2 separate regions of the Homo sapiens genome follow, and region 2 is linked to region 1. A link is a contact called in ENCODE Hi-C or POLR2A ChIA-PET data. All regions are on one chromosome and are shown on one strand. Each heading gives the region's core, a stretch centred on a gene start or an enhancer-like site at or near the end of the contact. The rest is flanking DNA. Distances are from core to core; before and after follow the strand shown.

Region 1 (3,577 bases), core at 73-2,572:
TATGTGATGCTCAAGTTTTCCCATGTCCCATCACGTTAGCACCTGTGTTAATGATGCCATTAAGCTTTGATAACTTACTTCCTCTTGGTGTAACCTTCCACTTTTTTTTATTAACCTACTGAGTACCTACCCGTTCTGAGTGCATTGGATGAGAGGACTTCAACAGTAAGCTTGTATGTGCATAGGAAATTTCTGGAAGGAAAAACAAAAAGTTGGTAAATGTCATAACCTGTAGGAAGTGAGGAAGATTTTTTCTTCCTTTTCTTTCTGTACTGATAGAATTAAAAACAAAGCTTAGAAAACAAATATATGATGGGAGTATTTTCCGTTTTGTAGAAATAAATTATAATTACAGTAACTGGTTTAGTGAATTATGGTTTTCAAAAATTTATAAGAAGATTAATATCTGAGCCTTAACAACCACCTTTTGGATTACACCGTTAAAAGAACCAAAGTGAGAGGATCGCTTGAGGCCAAGAGTTCGAGACCAGCCTGGGCAAGATGGTGAGGACGCCCTCCCCCCCACCCCCGCCACACCCCGCCCTGCTAGCCCCCAACGTCTCTACAAAAAAAGAAAAGAAAAAAGTTAATCAGGTACAAAATTGTATCCAGCCTTAAACTGGAGGGCAACAGGTCGCTAAATCTTGAATGTCATAAAGGCACCTCAACTTCATGAGGAATAGTGAACGCAGCTGCTATTTTCCACTCTATCCCCTAGCTCTACTAATTGTATCCAAACCAAACTTCAGGGAGTTATGCTGAATCCCTCTAGCAAAGCACACGCACTAAAAAAACCACTCGTTTATCAGAAGTTCACATTTAACGGGCTTGGAAAACGGCTCAGCTGCTGCCTCCAGTTCATCTTCCGCTGTCGAAAGCGTTTCAGAACTTAAACTCTCAGATTGCCTCAGTGCGCTGCTGTAGTTGTCAATTAGGCAAGAGATAAAAAAGGGCTTTGGCTAAGTGGCTAGATTATAAAAGCGAGGAATCGCCAGGGCTCAGTGAACTTCTGGCGGTGAGGATGCGACAAGAGTCACAGGAAAGCCGAGGCTGGGGCTGGACCGTGGGAACGTCCCAGCAGGAACCAAGCCAGCCTCCGCCGCTCAGCACTTGACGGCGGCTTTTGCGGCGGTTGCTGTGAGTGCCGTAAAGCGGAGCGGCTGCAGCCTGCTGTTGAGTGAGGTAAGGTACGGGAGGCTCAGGTCGGTACCCGGGGATGGGTGGGCGCCTTCAGACAGGTACCGCTGGCGACTCGGGTGCCCTTACCGGGCATCCTCCAGCATTCTGGGCACCTGCCTACCCCTTGGTGAGGAGGCCGGCCACAGGCTGAGCGCGCTCCGGGCTGGGTACTCCTCAGTCAGTCCACGAGCATCGCGTGGTAGACTTCCACTTGGCCAGTCCTTCCCGCACTTCTGGGCGTGTCATCAGGTGAAATCTTAATCCTGGGACAGATGAAAGGTTGGAGGACGATCGAGACTCTTGTAGTAGCCGGGTTAGGGTAGTGACCCCTGACCTCAGGTTATCCGCCCGCGTTGGCCTCTCAAAGTGCTGAGATTACAGCCGTGAGCCACCGCGCCCGGCCTGAAATTTACAATTTCTCATTTAACATGAGGTAAGCCACATTTCTCTTGGCTTCAGTTTTGTCAGATGTGGAAAAAAAAAAAAAAGGACCTAGATGATATATCAGATTCTTTATGCTTTTGAAGATAGCACGTTTCCAGTCGGTAAAAATCAAGCTGTGAACAAATGACAAAGTGAATGATAGAGCAGTATATTAGAAATTGGGCAGATGGAAGCCCAGTAGAAAAGGCTGTGTTTGAGCTAGACTCTGAGGATAAATAGGGTTTGAACGATTGGAAACCATCTCTGTTGGGCCATGGACAAAGATATCAAATGCAGGAATAAGCATTTATATTTTAGCGATTCTATTTGTGGACATAAGTTTAGTGAGGGTAGAGGATTTGGGAAGGCTGGCATTGAACGGTGAAAGAACTCTTAGTGGAAAGGAAGTGCAGGGTGTTCTGACAAGGAAGAAGAAAGGAACCGGGGAAATGCCGAAAGAACAATACGCAGGACTTGATTTCTTGGATCTGGGTGATGATATTTTTAACCTGCGTTTCTAAAAAGTAAGTTTAAGTGCTGTTGGCAAAAATGGGAATTCTGTTGAATTCCAGCATGCAATAGTGTACTGGGAATAAAGTGATTTAGATCGTAGAGTGCTGAGGTTGCCAATAACTAGCCTCTTGGCTGTCATTTAATTCTTCTAGAGCCTATTCTCCATAAGGTGATGTTGGGCCAGCTGATCTCTCTTCTCTAAAGCCTGTAAAACTAGAGACTGTGAGGATGGAGAGCTAGTTACTTTCTTCTGGACTGGGAGAGGACGATAGTTGACAGAGAATAAAATTGTTAATTTTGGGGCTGGACGCGGTGGCTCACGCCTGTAATCCCAGCACTTTGGGAGGCTGAGGCGGGTGGATCACCTGAGGCCAAGGAGTTCGAAACCAGCCTGGCCAACATGGTGAAACCCTATCTCTACTAAAAATACAACAAATTAGCCGGGTGTGGTGGCGGGCGCCTGTAATCCCAGCTACTCCTGAGGCTGAGGCAGGAGAATCGCTTGAACTTGGGAGGCAGAGGTTGCAGTGAGCCAAGATCAGGCCACTGCACTCCGGCCTGGGCAACAAGAGCGAAACTCTGTCTCAAAAAAAAAAAAAAGTTAATTTTGAACATGTTAAATTTGAGGTGAGGTGCAGGAAATAGAGTTGAAAATATAGGCAGATAGAGTGCATGGACTGTAATTTAAATAGTGTTTTCTCTCACAGGTGGTAGTTAAAATCTTGAGAATGGATTTGGTTTCAGGGAGAGATTGTAGAGAGAGTAACTATAGGCCATACCCACAGAGAGGAGGTTGGAGAAATTATTGAAGGAGGCATGTGGATCTCAGAGCTAAGAGCAAGGAAGGAGTTCTTTTTAAAAAAGTTACATATAGTTGTAGATTCTCAGGGGCCCAGTGTTGTTATTAAGCTAATTTAACAGCATTTACAGCAAATAATAAGCACCTACTTCTGGGAATTCTGGCAGAAAATAAATAATTCAAATAGATATAATCTCCACTGCCTAATTGTCTACCCAGAAGTGGTATCATTTACATATTTATTTATTCAACAAATATTTATATGTTTCAAGCACTGCTGGTTCTAGGGATATAACGACGAGCAAGGTAGACATTGTTCTTATCCTCCCTGCATGTAAAGCCCTTAGCATCTACATCAGTGCTTTTCAAATTTTAATGTACATATGAATCATCTGAGGATTTTATTAAAATGTAGATTATGAATCAGTAGGTGGGGGCTGAAAATTCTGTATTACTAACAAGCTCCAATGTGATACTGATGTTCTTAGGACCATACTTTTAAGTGACAAGAATCTAGATCCTGTTTAGCAAATATGGCCGTTATTAAGCCACTACCACTACCCATCATCTGTTTCTCCTAGGATAAAATAATTTTACTTCTTATGAAAATAATATATGCTTATACAAATATTGGAACAATATAGAAAAGTGTAAAGAACCATG
Region 2 (3,861 bases), core at 1,081-3,580, 100 kb after region 1:
CAATCTACTGTCCTCTCCCAATGAACCACTGTTGACAGTTTGGCCTGAATCCTTCCAGGTTTTTGCTCTACACACACACACACACACACACACACACACACACACACACACACACCCATATATTCCTGTAAAGTGAATCAAAAGAGCACATAAACAAAGCTAAGACCTTCTCTAATGCATATAACTTCTTCATTAGGAAGAAAATGATAAATTACAACATTTATTTTTCACTGTTTTATTTTTAAAGATAATAATTGCAATCATTAATTTTCTTTTTTTTTTTGAGACAGTCTCGCTCTGTCGCCCAGGCTGGAGTGCAATGACGCGATCTCGACTCACTGCAACCTCCACCTCCTGGGTTCAAGTGATTCTTCTGTCTCAACCTCCTGATTGGCTCTGACTACAGGCGTGCGCCACCACGCCCTGCTAATTTTTGCATTTTTAGTAGAGATGGAATTTCACCGTGTTGGCCAGGCTGGTCGTGAACTCCTGACCTCAGGTGATCTGCCACCCCCCCCCCCCCCGACTTGGCCTCCCAAAGCGCTGGGATTACGGGTGTGAGCCACTGAGTCCCGCCAATCATTAAATATTTATTGAGCCTTTAATATGCACTAGACACTGAGCTAAGGTGCTTTATGTGTATCATTTCATGTGTCCTCACAATGATGCAGTACTCCTGTACTGATCTTTACTTATGAGGCATTTGAAACACAGAGAGGTTAAGTAGATTGCTCGTCACACAGCTAGGGTGAGTATAACCAACAGCCAAACCGGGGTTCTGGCCTTGGAGCCTGTGCTCTTGACCACCATGCATATGGTTCCACTGATGGCTGAGTTACGTGAAGACTCCTGTAGAGTCAGGGCTTGGAAAGGGAAGATCTCACCTGCTGTTTAAAGAAATAGGTAAGTAGAGAGTGGGGAGGAAATTCAAGGAACAGAAAATGACAATGTGCGAAAGTGTAGAGTTGGGAATATTCATGAGTCTTCGGAGGAACTAGAAAGGGCCCAGTGCCCAGAGGAGCTGAGCGTGGAGCAGGCAGCAGACCAATAGCAGTAAGCCAAGAACATCAAACTGCCTGGGGCTAGACTTGGGCTTGTTTGCCAGTGCCTCCCAAGTGTTCCTATTAGCACATGTTAATCCAAGCCACTTGAAAAAAGGGACTCTTGCCTCTAAGAGTGAAAAATGCCTGCATAATGCTCGGCAGTATGTGATGATAAACCACTCTCCTAGACTTGGAAAGGTCATCCAATGCAGCCCCAAAGAGGCCCAAGTATCTTCTACAGAATCCACGCCAAATCACCACTCCCACCTGCCCCTTGTCTTTTCATTTTTGCGAGACTAAATACCCCCACTTCTGTTCTTCATACACCAGGGTTTCAAGACCCTTCATCATTCTGTTCCTGCTCCTCTAAATATAGTCCAGTCTGGATATTTTAGTTCTTACAGAGAGGGGCTGAATCCTCCAGGTGAGGTCTGCCAGCTAACAAGAGAGCTGTATTGTCTTCTCTATTCCAAATTTTATTTTATTAACGAAACCTACAATCATTTTCTTTTTTTACTTCATTCTGATAATACATTGTTGATTCATATTCAACTCTCTGTTGGTGGCCGGGCATCGTGACTCACGCTTGCAATCCCAGCACTTTGGGAGGCCGAGGCGGGTGGATCACCTGAGATCAGGAGTTTAAGACCAGGCTGGCCAACATGGTGAAACCCCATCTCTACTAAAAATATAAAAACTAGCCAGGCGTGGTGGCAGGCGCCTATAGTCCCAGCTACTCCGGAGACTGAGGCAGGAGAATCGCTCAAACCCGGGAGCTGGAGGTTGCAGTGAGCTGAGATGGTGCCATGGCACTCCAGTCTGGGTGACAGAGTGAGACTCCATCTCAAAAAAAGAAAAAAACAAAAAACAAAAAACAAACTTTCTATTGGCCAAACATATGTTGCATTTATACATAAACTCAATCAATATTGTACCTGATTCTGAACAATTAGGAAGAGTTGGTTATAAAGGAAGAAACAGGAGTATTGGGACAAAGCAATCTTTCAACTGGAGGCTTCAAAACAGCCAGAGAGAAAAAGCTGAAGGGTGTTGTTCTTACCTTCCCCTGTTGTTTTTAAGTTAAAAAAAGAAATTATGCATAATTCATAGCGTCACTGATGCCTCGAAAGGTGAGAGGCATATGTTTGTGTCCCTGTGGGGTTGTTTTCTTTTTTAAAAACCTGAAAATGAGGAAATGAATCTCGTAAGCTCTGAGTCGAGAAAATCTAACATCTCAGGTTCTTGGCAGGACATGTGATACCAATCAGGCCTCTTATAAGATATTGGCCCTGAGGGCCCTTTCTCTTTCCATCTCAGGAACTCAAACATGACCAGGAAGATCTTCACAAATACCAGGGAGCGGTGGAGGCAGCAGAATGTCAACAGCGCCTTTGCCAAGCTGAGGAAGCTCATCCCCACTCACCCTCCAGACAAAAAGCTGAGCAAAAATGAAACGCTTCGCCTGGCAATGAGGTATATCAACTTCTTGGTCAAGGTCTTGGGGGAGCAAAGCCTGCAACAAACGGGAGTGGCTGCTCAGGGGAACATTCTGGGGCTCTTCCCTCAAGGACCCCACCTGCCAGGCCTGGAGGACAGAACTCTGCTTGAGAACTACCAGGTTCCTTCACCTGGTCCAAGCCACCACATTCCTTAGTGTGGCTCTGGCTGTCATCTCCCAGGGCAGCACTTGCCCAGAAATCACTGCCTGTGGACAGACTTTTGCATGTTCCAGAGTTGACCTGATGATAACTCGTGAAGCATGAATTCTAGCTTCCTGGGAGGTGGCTCAGAGACAGCTGCAGGGAGCTGAAAGAAGCCATGAGGAATGTCACTTGTGGGCCGCCACCCCCCAGGGATGTCAGGTAGAGCGGCCTACCTCTGCCTATTTTAAATCCAGGTTCTGCATAAGACTTTTGGAGAAAAAATTCTAAATAAAAAAAAAAAAAGGCTGAAAATCACTGTTTATACTCAATGTCTTCAGTTATAAGAAAGAAGTTTTCTCATAATGGATCTCAGATGAATAAGTAGAATATGCTTCCTTCAGAACATATTTTAAAGTTTGTTTTGAAAAATGAGATTTGATCAAGGGTGAACAAAATAAATCTTAAGATTGATGGGCCGGGCACGGTGGCTCACGCCTGTAATCCCAGCACTTTGGGAGGCTGAGATGGGCAGATCACCTGAGGTCAGGAGTTTGAGACCAGCCTGGCCAACATGGTGAAACTCCGTCTCTACTACAAATACAAAAATGAGCCAGGTGTGGTAGTGCGCACCTGTAATCCCAGATACTCAGGAGGCTGAGGCACGAGAATCGCTTGAACCCGGGAGGGGGAGGTTGCAGTGACCCAAGATCATGCCACTGCACTCCAGCCTGGGCAACGGAGCAAGACTCGCTCTCAAAAACAACAATAACAAAAAAAGTTTTCTCATAATGGATCTCAGATGAATGAGTAGCAGCATATGCTTCCCTCAGAACAGATTTTAAAGATGGTTTTGAAAAATGAGATGCATTTGATCAAAGGTGAACAAAATAAATCTTAAGATTGATGAATAGAAAGATAACCCCTGCAGAAACCAACCTGGGAGACTTGCGGGAAAAATCTGTGGAGAAAAGACACCCCCCGCCCCCCGCCCACTAAGGTGTGGGGATTACAGGAATGCAGCAGAGATATGTGGAACAGTTCTGTGTCCTTTCAACTCTGTAGAAGTGTGAGGTGCTACTTGTGCTGAGCCATTTGTACATATGTGACTTCTAAAGGCAAATAGTGGATTATATCTGTGAGACGAAACAACTGGATAATTTATGTGTTAGGGCTCG

The links. A loop is a pair of places that touch in the nucleus more often than their neighbours do. ChIA-PET counts read pairs that join two places held with the same protein, here RNA polymerase II (POLR2A). Pooled maps may share reads with other maps.
Region 2: a pooled map shows a loop between it and region 1 (2.2-fold over the local background). The contact joins the promoter of TAL2 here to the promoter of FKTN-AS1 in region 1. A Hi-C loop is called at or near these places in 2 of 50 pooled maps. POLR2A ChIA-PET finds 5 or more read pairs at or near these places in 2 of 52 experiments (activated CD4-positive, alpha-beta memory T cell and activated naive CD4-positive, alpha-beta T cell).

Annotation. Positions count from the first base shown.
Region 1 is chr9:105,556,984-105,560,560 of GRCh38, forward strand. FKTN-AS1 (FKTN antisense RNA 1) reads right to left here and starts at 1,323. Exons shown (of 3, transcript NR_184141.1): 1 at 787-1,323; 2 at 131-192. It overlaps FKTN (fukutin), which reads left to right and starts at 1,148. Exons shown (of 11, transcript NM_001079802.2): 1 at 1,148-1,182. RefSeq lists enhancers at 1,009-1,058, 1,219-1,408.
Region 2 is chr9:105,660,127-105,663,987 of GRCh38, forward strand. It overlaps TAL2 (TAL bHLH transcription factor 2), which reads left to right and starts at 2,331. Exons shown (of 1, transcript NM_005421.3): 1 at 2,331-2,998. The coding sequence starts at 2,371. The coding sequence ends at 2,697. RefSeq lists an enhancer at 2,358-2,447.